Linked DNA regions of Homo sapiens: region 2 is linked to region 1. Evidence: chromatin contacts called from ENCODE Hi-C or POLR2A ChIA-PET data. All regions are on one chromosome and are shown on one strand. Each heading gives the region's core, a stretch centred on a gene start or an enhancer-like site at or near the end of the contact. The rest is flanking DNA. Distances are from core to core; before and after follow the strand shown. Region 1 overlaps COL15A1 (collagen type XV alpha 1 chain). Region 2 overlaps GALNT12 (polypeptide N-acetylgalactosaminyltransferase 12).

The links. Hi-C counts contacts between places; a loop is a spot of excess contacts on that map. ChIA-PET counts read pairs that join two places held with the same protein, here RNA polymerase II (POLR2A). Pooled maps may share reads with other maps.
Region 2: a loop to region 1 is called in a map of CD4-positive, alpha-beta memory T cell, with 15 times the contacts of the local background. The contact joins two enhancer-like sites. A Hi-C loop is called at or near these places in 17 of 168 maps with a recorded cell type or tissue (CD14-positive monocyte, CD4-positive, alpha-beta T cell, CD4-positive, alpha-beta memory T cell and 13 more), 28 of 37 single-sample maps with no recorded cell type and 24 of 50 pooled maps. POLR2A ChIA-PET finds 5 or more read pairs at or near these places in 1 of 52 experiments (K562).

The regions. Positions count from the first base shown.
Region 1 is chr9:98,971,313-98,976,893 of GRCh38, reverse strand. All of the region lies in intron 2 of COL15A1 (collagen type XV alpha 1 chain), which reads right to left. Among named protein-coding and RNA genes, the nearest start is that of COL15A1-AS1, 29 kb to the right of the region's middle. RefSeq lists enhancers at 4,686-5,263, 5,264-5,581. Within about 2 kb of position 1,778, at least 13 of the 41 ENCODE cell types and tissues checked have a DNase peak (open chromatin) inside an H3K27ac peak, as active enhancers do.
Region 2 is chr9:98,846,496-98,852,788 of GRCh38, reverse strand. GALNT12 (polypeptide N-acetylgalactosaminyltransferase 12) reads right to left here. Exons shown (of 10, transcript NM_024642.5): 10 at 2,708-3,837. The coding sequence ends at 3,697. Among named protein-coding and RNA genes, the nearest start is that of GALNT12, 42 kb to the right of the region's middle. RefSeq lists an enhancer at 3,848-4,142. Within about 2 kb of position 4,213, at least 5 of the 41 ENCODE cell types and tissues checked have a DNase peak (open chromatin) inside an H3K27ac peak, as active enhancers do.

The DNA of each region.
Region 1 (5,581 bases), core at 529-3,028:
GTCTTCTTGGATTCCCCCACCAGGTAGTCTGGGCATTCCCGCTCCTGCACTTGGCCCTGACTCTATGTAGCATATATGGCATTATATGACTAAGGTGTTGGACCCTACCATCTTGGAACCTCCTTAAGTGTAGGAACTGGCGTCCACTTCTCCCTGTCTCCCCCACACCCAGGCTCTGTCCCTGAGCAGGTCCTCAGGAAGTGTTTGCTGGCTGAACTAAATCCTAGGCATTCCTGAATTGAAGGTGCCAGGCTCACAGTCTGAGGCCCTGGTGAGAGTCACTGAGGTCGGGCTCCAGTCTGACATCCAACAGTGACCTCACTGCATGCCCATCCATCACCTGAAAGTCCACGTTCCCTCCCATCTCCACGATGCTGGATCCACTGGCCCAGAGAGCCCATCTGGGAGGCATGAATCCATGGGGCAATGAGAGACCCAGGGAGGGGAGGAAGGACTCAGGTTCAAGACTCTGTCTGTGACCTTGGGCCAGCTAGTCCCCCTCCCTGATCTCAGTTTTCCCATCAGAGAGTTAGACCAGATAGACTCTCAGAGCCACATCCACTGTGATTTATTCTATGTATTTTCACTGCCTTCAAACACTTCCTGGGGCTGCATCTGACCGGTCTTATTCTCTCACTTCATTAATGCTTAGAGATAGCTTCATTTCCAATGGGGGTTTTCAACTTACTTTTCCAATTCATGAATTTGATCATATTTCTAAAGCTCCCACATTGTGCCTTGTGTAGTGCTGGAGACATGGAGCTAAGCCTGGAACATGTGTGCTCAAGCAGCTCACTATCTAGGTGACCATTAGTAGTCATCTGCTCCTATTACAAGCTCCAAAGCCTTCAATGGCTCCCCAGTGCCTTCAGCATAAAAGCAAAATTCTACTCGAGACACCCTCTGCTTCATCTCCTCATTCTCCCCCCGTGTCTTTGCCTTCACTCATGCTATTCCTTCTAGTGACATCACTCTTCCCCATCTTCTTACATCTAAATCTTTCCAGTCAGGCTCAGCTGCACCCCAACACACGGGGGCCCCACTCTCACTCTGCAAAAAGGGCCAAAGTCATCCCCCCTCCTCTAAACATCCACAGAGCCAAGGGGATGCTGTGAAGGAACGGACACAGGGAGAGACAACCTGAGCCTCCCTCCCTCAAATCTAGTTCAGACTCCTAAGTGCAGTTTTGGGGTGGCCCCTCCTCAGGGCGCAGAGAGGAGAAATCAGACGGTTTCAGAGACAGAGGAGGCAGAGGAAAATCTGAGCAGTCAGGGCAGGGTGCGACTTTCCTCCCAAGGGTCCAAAGCCAGTTTCCATGGAAACCAGGCAGAATCCCAGCCATGAAGAAACAAACAGAGCAGGGTTCAGGTTTTCCTTCCACACAGATGACAGCGATTTGGCCAGAGATGAAGAACAGGAGCGAACTCTCACCTCTCCTCCTCCTCTCTGCCACAGGCTCAGGGACATCATCTGGCACCTCCCCTACCCCGCTGGGCCTCGGTTTCCCCTTCCGTGCGATGGGCTGGATCAGTCCTTCCATCTGTGGGGTCCTGAAGCAGTGCCCGGGACTAGCCTGAGCTTTGGAGCCTTGCCTCCCTAGAGAACTGTAGCTGGCTTTGCAAAGCTCCCTCTCACAGACGATCATCTGGGACCTGAGCCCAGCGCTAGCGCTAGTTAGCATTTAAAGCCAGAGGAGGCTAAGGAGCGTTCCTCGCTCCAGGTGAAGGAGCGCTGCGGATATGTCCGGACGGAGGCGCGAGGGAGGCTGAGGACGCCCCGGGACCGTGCGCGGCAGCGGCTCCTGGCGGTCTCTACGGGAACTGCGCTTCCACCAACTGCAAGGAAGGCTTTCCACCTGCGCTGTGAACCGGGATCCCAACAACAGACTCAAAGCGAAAGGTCTGTTAAGGGACCCAAGAGAGCAGGTCTGAGGCCATGCAGTGAGTTTGGCCAAGCCAGGCCTAGAACCCATAACGCCTCCTTTCCCTCCTCTGCTGTTTCTCTGCACCGAGTGCTGGGAAAGGCTGAAGGTGCCCCTCCTGGGTTTCTACCATTCCCACACACGCCTCTAAAGACCGACGGCACACTTCAGTCAGCTTAAACGGGGCCACGGTGACTCCTGCAAGCGGGTGGGTGTATTCCCACTGGGGGGCCGGGGCTGAGGGGGTCCAGATGACCCTATACTGCCTGTGGCCTGGGGCTGGACCAGTAGGATGAGGGTATGTAGGGTAAGGTGGGGGGACTGCCCTTGGGACCCCAGAAGGGCTCCTCTCACCTGAGTTTCTTGGCACTCAGTCCCTGGGGAGAAGAGGAGGTGCTCAGTCCCCCTCCTCTGCGCCTGCAGCATGGGGGGCAGACCGTCGGAGAAGCCACGTGTCCCTCCTCCTTGCCCTTTGTCAGCTTGTCCTGCCAGCAAGTTGGGAGGGTGGGGTTCTTGCATCTTCTGGGACGGTTCTTTCCCTTCCCTTTGGACACCCCTACAGAGAGGTGGCCCCCAAGGACCCTGGGTATGTCTAAATCACATCTGGCATGTGACTTCCCTTTCTCCCACCTCCCTGGAGGGACAGGAGTTCAGCAACCGCAGACTGTGTGGGACAGTGCAGCTCACCACCTGGGGAGGAGCTTCCTACAATGCTCACCCATCCAAAGCCACCTGGCTTCCACCTGCTCATCTCCACTCACGGCCACCTGACCATTGCTGCACAATTCGAAGTCTTCGGAAGTCCTTTCTCATGTTGAACTGAGGCAACCGCCCCTGCAACTCCCACCCACCTGGCTGGGCCTAGCTCTCTACCCCTCTGAGACCACACACAAGTCGGCCTCAACTTCTACATCCTGACCTCTCAGATGTTGCATGGGGTGGTGGAAAGGGCCTCAGCCTGCAAGGTGGACTCTGCCACCAACTTGGCATATGACTTTGAGCAGTCCCTTCCCTTCTCTGAGCCTCAGGTTCAATATCTGTCAAACTAGAGCCTTGGACTAAATATTTTCCAAAGGCCCTTGCCAGGTCTGACAGCCTCATCGTCTGCCTCCTCCTTGTCTCCCGCCAGTGTTTCAGTTTTTCTAACCGCCCCTAACTGCCGGTTCTTTCAGTCCACAGCCTTCAGGCCTGGAAGGAATGACTCCAACAGGGGCCGGGACAAACCCAGCCCTCCCCACAGACTTCCTTGTCTTTAGCCAGCAAGGCCTGGCCAGAGGCAAGGAGCACTGTGCTCAGGAAAATGTCACAGCTCTCTGCCTGTGTGGAAACTCAGCCCCACCCAGGCTGGAGTCTCTGGGGGCTCCCGTTTCCACCTGACTCCCTTTCTGAGGAAAATGAACACAACACAATCCACGGTGCCTGAGGGTTTATCTGCACCCAGCAAAGGTGCGAGAGGTTCTTAGAAAAACCTATCACCCGATGCATTTCTTAAAAAAGAACTGTTTCCTTGCCAGGGAAAAAATCCTGGATCAACTTAGAAAGTAGACCTGGCTCGGCCACAATCAAAGACCCTATTTTTCTGAATTACAGAAGAGCATTTTTCTACATGTAAACTTAGAACGCCTCCTTCTCTTTTCCGGTTTTCATATATAGCATAGGAATTTTCCTGTTCAATGAAGTTACTGTATAAGCTCTCCTCCCTCTCTCTCTCTCTCTCCCTCTCTCTCTTTCTCTCTTGCTCTCTTGTTCTCTCGTTCTTGCTTTCTCGAGCCTCTGACCTAAACTGGAGAAGACGATTTGAGGAAGCCTGGAGCTGGGGTCCTGGCTGAAGCTTGGTTTTCCTGGCCAGCAGCTGAAAAGCACTTAGCCCAGCAGGAAGTAATCCTCACCTGTCCAGTATCCTCTTCTGTTTCCAAAGCATCCTCTTACCCGTTCCTTCTGCCAGGAGGCAGGCAACGCAGGGATCATTCTCTCATTTTGCAGAGTAGGGAGTCAAGCCCCAGAGACAGGAAGTCACTCACTCAGAATCCTCGGTGCAGCAGCCAGCACTGAAGATGTGAAGCTGGGCTCTGCCTGTTACAGCCCATTGCCTTTCAAGCTTTCCTTGTGGCTCTCCCAGGCCCAGCTGCATACTTCTGTGTTCCCTCAGTCCCCCTCCATCCTTCCTCCCAGACACCCTCATCTGTCTGCAGTCCAGTGGCCAGTTCACCTTGCTCTCATATGCTTAGACATGGGCCCTGGGCATGGACCATGCCAACTCATCTCTCGGTCCTCAGCACCAGCACAGAGCCTGGCAAAGGGGACTCTGAATGAACAGAATGTCAAGAAACAACAGCATCAGCAGCTAAAATTTTCTGCAGGCTTGCTGCATGCCAAGTGCTGTTCAAAGGGCTTTCCACAAATCAGTCATCCTTACACTTGATTCTTTCTGAGATGGATGATATTATTATCCCCATTTGCAGGTTAGAAAACTGAGGCTTAAATTACTGTTCCAAATCCATGAGGTTAATAAGCAGTTGGAGTCAAGATTCAAATGGGACTAGGTAAGGTAGGCTGGTGTGAAGTTTGCAGCCCTAGCCACATATCAGAGTCACCCCTGGGAGCTTTTAAAAGTCAGAGGTCTGCCCCTCCTGCTTGGGCCTATGGAATCAGAGTCTTTCAGGGTCTTGCCTGCGTCAATCTGATGCCCACTCTCAAGTGACAGCCACGGGTAAGGGCTAACTGCCTGGGCTTTGGCATCAGACAGACCTATGCTTAGTCCTGGGTCTGCCACTCATGGCCTTTCCACAGATCACCTCGCCCCTCTGTAGCCTCCTAATCTATAAAGTGGGGCAGCACTAGGACCTGGCTCACAGAGATATTGTGAGAACGGACAACACAGTGAGAACCCTACTTCGCACAGGGCCTGGTGTGTAGTGAGCATTTGGTAAACACTGGGAGTCCTCGCTCATTGGGTTGGGTGCTGACCAGGGCGGGGCACTCTCAAGCTGTCAGTACAGCACCTCCGTTCAGCCTCACAACCACCTGCTAGCCATGAAAGAATTAGCAACATAATTGATGAACAGGCCCAGCGGATAAGGAACTGAGGAGAGCAGCCCAGAGAGAGAGAGCGTGGGGTGGCTCCCCCATCCTGTGACCCGGCTCTGCTGAGAGCATGGGGTGACTCCCCTATCCTGTGACCCAGCTCTGCTCACCACCGCTCCCTTCACACATGCCCACGTGCATGCGCACACACGCGGACCCCTCAGTCCTGGCAGCAGTTAGCCGCAGTGCAAGAGCATATCCAATCTCAGGAAGAAGCAGTGGTTCCTGCTGTCTTGCTGCAGTGGGGGTCTTTACGTCCCTTCCTTTACCCCCTTCCCTCAACCTCTGTTTCCTGGATCCTGGGCACAAAGCCACCCCAGGGACCATGTGGACTAGGTGGCACAGTGAAGGCCAGCAGGTGCGGGCAGGCGTGAGCACCCATGGGCATCTGGGAAGAGTTTCGTTGTCAGCTCTTCTCGGTGTACGGACTTTCCTTTTCCATTTGGGGAACAAAGACTCTTTGAGTGCATTGAGAGCCTTGAATCCTGAGGATGACATCAACTGAAATGAGTCATCACCCCCACCCGGCAGGCAGCTCTGGAGGGCTCAGCTCAGGGCTCTGGGAGGAAAACACAT
Region 2 (6,293 bases), core at 2,964-5,463, 130 kb after region 1:
TCCCTCCCAGTCTGTGTAAAGATTTCCCTTGACACCCCCCAAAATATGATTTCTATTTTATATTGACTGTTTTCGAGCCTAAAAATGACCGAATGTAAGCGGATGCAGGAGTTAGAGGGGCGACTTCTCAAGCAAAACTAATTAGCTGCCATGCTCGGCAGACTCTCCAGACATGCAACCTCTGCAGCCTCCCTGCACTCTTGATGGATTTTGTCAGCATTAATTTTATGTCTGCCTGAACTGTCTCCCTGCATCTGGGAGGGCCCAACACCCCTTCATCAAGCTCACACTGATGTGACAGAAACGGTGGGGAGGGGAGACAGGGTAGGACTTCCTAACTCATGGGTTGAGGGGGGGCATTGCGTCTGTTTTCACAAGTTCCCACAGCGGTAGGAAGGGAAGCTTGGCCCACACTGCCTCACATTTATGAGAACTGAGCTGTGTCGAAAGCTATTCCTGCCTGCTAAAGAGCTGTTTAATCCCATAAAGATTTTAAAAAGCTAAACTACTTAATATTTATTTTTGAATAAATATTAAAGTACATTTCTGAAAATAGAAGCTGATATTTAATAAGCCCATACTGTGGGCCAGTGTCAGGGGTGTTCAAACCACAGTAACTCCATCTTGAACAGGGGCTGGGTAAAATGAGGCTGAGACCTGCTGGGCTGCATTCCCAGGAGGTTAGGCATTCTTAGTCACAGGATGAGATAGAAGGTCAGCAGAAGATACACGTCACAAAGAACCCGCTGATAAGACAGGATGCAGTAAAGAAGCCAGCCAAAACCCACCAAAACCAAGATGGGATGAAAGCAACCTCTGGTGGTCCTCACTGCTTATTATACATTAATTATAATGCATTCACCTGCTAAAGACACTCCCCCCAGCACCATGACAGTTTACAAGTGCCATGGCAATGCTAAGAAGTTACTCTATATGGTCTATGAGAAGGAGCCCTCAGTTCTGGGAAGTCCTCGCCCCTTTCTCAGAAAACTCATGAATCATCCACTCCTTGTTTAGCATATAATCAAGAAATAACTACAGAAATAGCCCACCAGTAGTCCTCGGGGGTACTCTGGACCCCCAAGAATGGAATAGCCATTCTTGTTTCTTTACTTCTCTAATAAACTTGCTTTCACTTTACTCTTTGGACTCACCCTGAATTCTTTCTTGTGCGTAATCCAAGATCCAGATCCCTTTCTGGTAACACCAGGGCCTAAGCCCTGACCTGCTATGTGTTATTTAATCCTCACAGCTATCCCATATCTTGGTTTAATTATCCCTGTTTTTCCAATGAAGAAACTGAAGTACAGATAAGTTAAGTTGCATCAGATGGATTCGAGCCAGCCCAAGCCAAGTTGTTTCTGGGTAAATGTTAAACTGGTCCTTGACAGGATCTGAGTGGAGAATGTATGTCAAAAAGAGCCTGAGACACAAATTGATACCTTTTAATCAATTCCACGTGTATCTTCATCGCTCCCATCTGATTGGTCCTGTAAACCAAAAACTATCTGAGACAGGTCTCAATCCATTCAGAGGTTTATTTTGCCAAGGTTAAGGATCATGGCCTGTGACACAACCTCAGGAGGTCCTGAGAATATGTGCCCAAGGTGGTTGGTTACAGCTTGATTTTACACATCTTAGGGAAACAGAAGTTACAGGCAGACATAACTTGGTTTGGCCTGGAAAGGCGGGACATCTTAAAGAAGGGGGCGGGGGGCGGGGCTTCCAGGTCACACGCGAATGCGAAGATTTCCTGATTGGCAATTGGTTGAAAGAGTTAAGCTCTGCCTGAAGAGTCCAAGTCAGCTGAACTAAGTAAGGGGTGGGGTGGGGTGGGGTGGGGTGGGGGGGATGGTGGGTGGAAGCCAAGGTTCTTATGTAGATGAAGCTCCAGGTAGCAGGCTTCAGAGAAAATAGATGTGAAGGTCTCTTATCAGACCTTAAAAAGTGTCAGACTCTCCTGAAAAGACCTAGTTAGGGAAGGAGATTCTCTACAGAATGTAAATTTCCCCCGCAAGAGACAGCTTTGCAGGGCCATTTCAGAATATGTTAAAGAAATATATTTTGTGGCAAAATACTTGGATTTCCTTCAGGGTCATAGGATGTTATACCAGTCAGGTTGGAATTTGGTATGTGTTGCTACAAAGAGTCTGTTTGGTCCATCTTAAGAGATCTGTTTTAACGTGAATGCCAGTCAGTTGTCTTTAAACTCCAAAGGGAGGAGAGGGTAATGAGGCTTGTCTGGATACTGCTCCCTTCTCATCATGGCCTGAACTAGTTTTTCAGTTCTGAACTAGGTTCAGGTTTTTTTGGGATCTTCTTGGCCAAGAGAGGAGTCCATTCAATCAGATGGGGGACCCCAGAATTTTATTTTTTATTTTTTGAGGCAAAGTCTGGCTCTGTCGCCCAGGCTGGAGTAGAGTGGCGCGATCTTGGCTCACTGCAACCTCCGCCTCCTGGGTTCAGGAGACTCTTCTGCCTCAGCCTCCGGAGTAGCTGGGATTACAGGCGCATGCCACCACGTCCAGCTAATTTTTGTATTTTTAATAGAGACGGGGTTTCGCCATGTTGACCAGGCTGGTCTCGAACTCCTGACCTCAAGTGATCTGCCCTCCTTGCCCTCCCAAAGTGCTAGGAGTATAGGCGTGAGCCACCGCACCCGGCCCTAGAATTTTATTTTTGGTTTACAGTACAAAAAGATCTGCAGTCAGTGTTCTCACATCTTTTTAATCATTCATATTGACTTAATCAGGTTGACAAAATCTCAGGGTTGGTCTGGGATCATTCACAAATCAGAATTACTCAGAGAAATTTTCACAGCAGTTGCAGCAGCACAAACTCTAACGCTGATTTAAATTAATAACTGTTATTAATGAACAAACTTGAAAAAGGAATTTCATATAGAACATTACATTTCTCCCTGACACTACCGTATCATAAAAATTAAAAATGATATAAACATGTTTTAAAGTCATAGTGGTAGAACCAGCCACACTACAGTGCGGCATTGTTAGAAGTTCGCTCTCAAGTTGACTCAGCTTAGTAAAGCAAATTGTTCTCTGAGATTTCAGCTTTGGTTAGTCCTCTTTGGCTGACATGAACATTATGGAGTGTTAACTGTGGTAGCAACACATAACCAAAAAGCATTCTTTTTAAAATACATCTAGAAGATCTCAATGACCTGAATAAATCAATACAATGTTCCTAGTGACAGTCTCTCTATACTGGGAAAACTTTAACCCCGCAGCTGAGGTATTATCAGTTAATGCAAAGTACGTTGCTTGAACCTGATTTCCACCCATGCAGATATCTTCGTACCTGGGAATTCTTGTAAATACCAAAATAAAATCTTTATCTTTTTTGCTAATGAGAGTAAAAGGCACGACTGTAAAATATACATCTTGATAGAAAAATATTATAAGGTTTTAATTTTCTAAATACCAAGGGTTAACATCTTACGATTACCCTTTGAAAATAGGGTATTTTGGAACATTTAAAAAGTTCTCAAAATAAGTACAAAGCTTATTCACATTTTTACTAAATCCAACACAACTTTCACAAATGGCAAAATGATTGCCTCTTCAAAGCAATGCAGCCTAGTTTTTGGTGGGTTCTGGTCACTGCTTAGCTAAGTCTTTGTTGGGCAGAGTCCTGGCTCCACAGTCTCCTTCGATGGGCTCCTTGATACACGAGGCTTCATAACATGCGCTCTTTGAAGAACCATTTCTGATGATCCGAGTTGGTGCAGTCTCGTAAGAGTGGAACGAAACTGTCACTCGACTCCTTCCTCGCAGCCTGGACACATTTCTTGGACTGTTCGTGAAATAAAGATCCATCCTACAAAAGATAACAGAATGACAGGCAAGTCATCAGAAAAGTCTCTTTTTCCTAAAGACATGTTTTAAAGAGATCAGGGTCTGATTTTTACCATTTCAGAAATATTTATTGAGGGGTAAGTGTCTTCCGTGTAACGCAGCAACTCAGGACTGTCCCGGGGACACAGCACCAGGCTTGTACAGGCTGCGTCCCGCTTGCCTCTCACAGGACCGATGGTGCCACCTGCTGGCTGCTCTGGGCATGTGTCATACCCTACATCTCCCTATTGCATTTGGCTTCCTTCAGGGAAATCAGGAACAAAGATCCTTTGTTTATCTCTTTCACTCCTCTTAGGTCAACTCATTCCGTGCAGGGTGATCTCTTTCTCTTAGGTATTTAAACAGAGTGTGGAAACTTGGCTGTAGTCCCAGCTCAGCCACAGACCAGATGGATGAGGAAGCCAGTCACTTGGCCTGAGCTACTCACCTGTCACACATCAGAGAATCAGTGGGTTATATGCCTTGTGCCAATTCCCAAACCCCAAAGACGATGGTCTTCTTTAATGACCTCCTGCTTCTCTCCTTTCTGCCAGCCCTTGCTCAATTATCTCAGCAAGTCTCTCTCTCAGGCCTGGTGTTTATCTTTTCCCTCTGCCTCTCTGTTATAAGCTGTATGCAACGAACTTAATCATGGCTGAGCAGCAAACAGGCAGAGTGAATAACAACATCAGTGAAAAACCTTTGTGATGTGCTGTTCACTAAATGGAACTTTTTTCATTCAAAAAAATCCAAACTCATGTTTTGTAGAATCCAAGAAATGACATTTCAGAGGTTTTTAGGCCTACATAAGAAAATACAAGGCTGGGCACAGTAGCTCACGCCTGTAATCGCAGCACTTTGAGAGGCTGAGGCAGGTGGATCACTTGAGGCCAAAGAGCTCAAGACCAGCCTGGCCAACATGGCAAAACTCCATCTCTACTAAAAATACAAAAAATTAGCTGGGCGTGGTGGCGGGCGCCTGTAGTCCCAGCTACTCAGGAGACTGAGACAGGAGAATCGCTTGAACCCAGGAGGCAGAGGTTGCAGTGAGCTGAGATTGCACCCCTGCACTCCAGCCTTGGTGGAGCAAGGCTCCGTCTCAAAAAAAAAAAAAAAAAAAAAAGATCCAGCCCTAAGAACTAAGCTTTCTATTATGGTCTAGTGAATATAAGTGGGGACATTTCCTTCAGAATTCACATATGTTTCTGTTCAATATATATTTGTTTTATATATATATATTTAGGGCATGACTGATGAAATATAATAAATCAAGCTGTATCCTTTTCACATATGAATCAAAGTATTAAGCGTCCTGAAGAAAGGTAAAAAATCCAATTCAGTATCCTTCTTCCCAGCCTCCTGAACAAACTTCCTTTTCCTTAAATGGTCACTGAAATTTAAGATAAAATTTTTGATATGTCAAACTGATTTTATTGTTTCTAGTGTCCACTACCATTCCTTGAGGGCTTACAATGGCTTCTGGTTGGGAGAAAGATGGGAAGAGGAGGACATTCAAGAAGATCAGAGACGTCTGGGGTGTGCAGAAGTATTTTTCCTTCTTATTTTCCTGTATTCAATAGGTAACACCATGGTGTGTGGCTTTTCTGGGCAGCCTGCAAATGTCATTGCTAGTGACAACATTTTTCTGCAGGAAAACATATTCCAGCTTTTAATCATCTTTAGAATAAACCCATTTATAAGCAGTATATTGGGAGTGAAAGCTGCCCAGGGAGATAAAAAACAATGAATTTTTTTCTTTCAAATGATTTTCTTTGGATTTATTCCCTCACATGCTTTTTAGTGAGTCAAAGGATATGATCGATTTACAAGTCCTGATGCAAGCTGACTGCAAGTGTGGTGGGGCCAGCACCCTCAGGTCTGAGGTAACCCTCAGTTTCAAATCAACTGTGACTATCCAGGGAGACTACTCTATCAGAGGTGTTTTCTTGGTTATAATACCACAAGCAACAACTAATCTCTATCGAGCTTTATAGTTTCCAAAGAATATTTCTGGCTATGCATCTAATCCTCAGTAAAGTAAGTCTGCTATTATTGCACCTTTTTTTTTTTTTTTTTTTGAGACGGAGTCTCGCTCTGTCTCCCAGGCTACAGTGCAGTGGCATGATTTCGGCTGACTGCAACCTCCGCCTTCCGGTTCAAGTGATTCTCCTGCTTCAGCCTCCCAAGTAGATGGGACTACAGGGGCATGCCACCACACCTGGCTATTTTTTTTTTTAAGTAGAGATGGGGTTTTGCCATATTGGCCAGGCTGGTCTCGAACTCCTGGCTTCGGATGATCCACCTGCCTTGGCCTCCCAAAGTGCTGGGATTACAGGCGTCAGCCACTGTGCCTGGCCTATTGTACCTATTTTAAAGCTGGGAAAAACAAGGCTTAGAGAGGTGGGGTGGCTTATATCTGGATCTAACACTTTGGCTAAC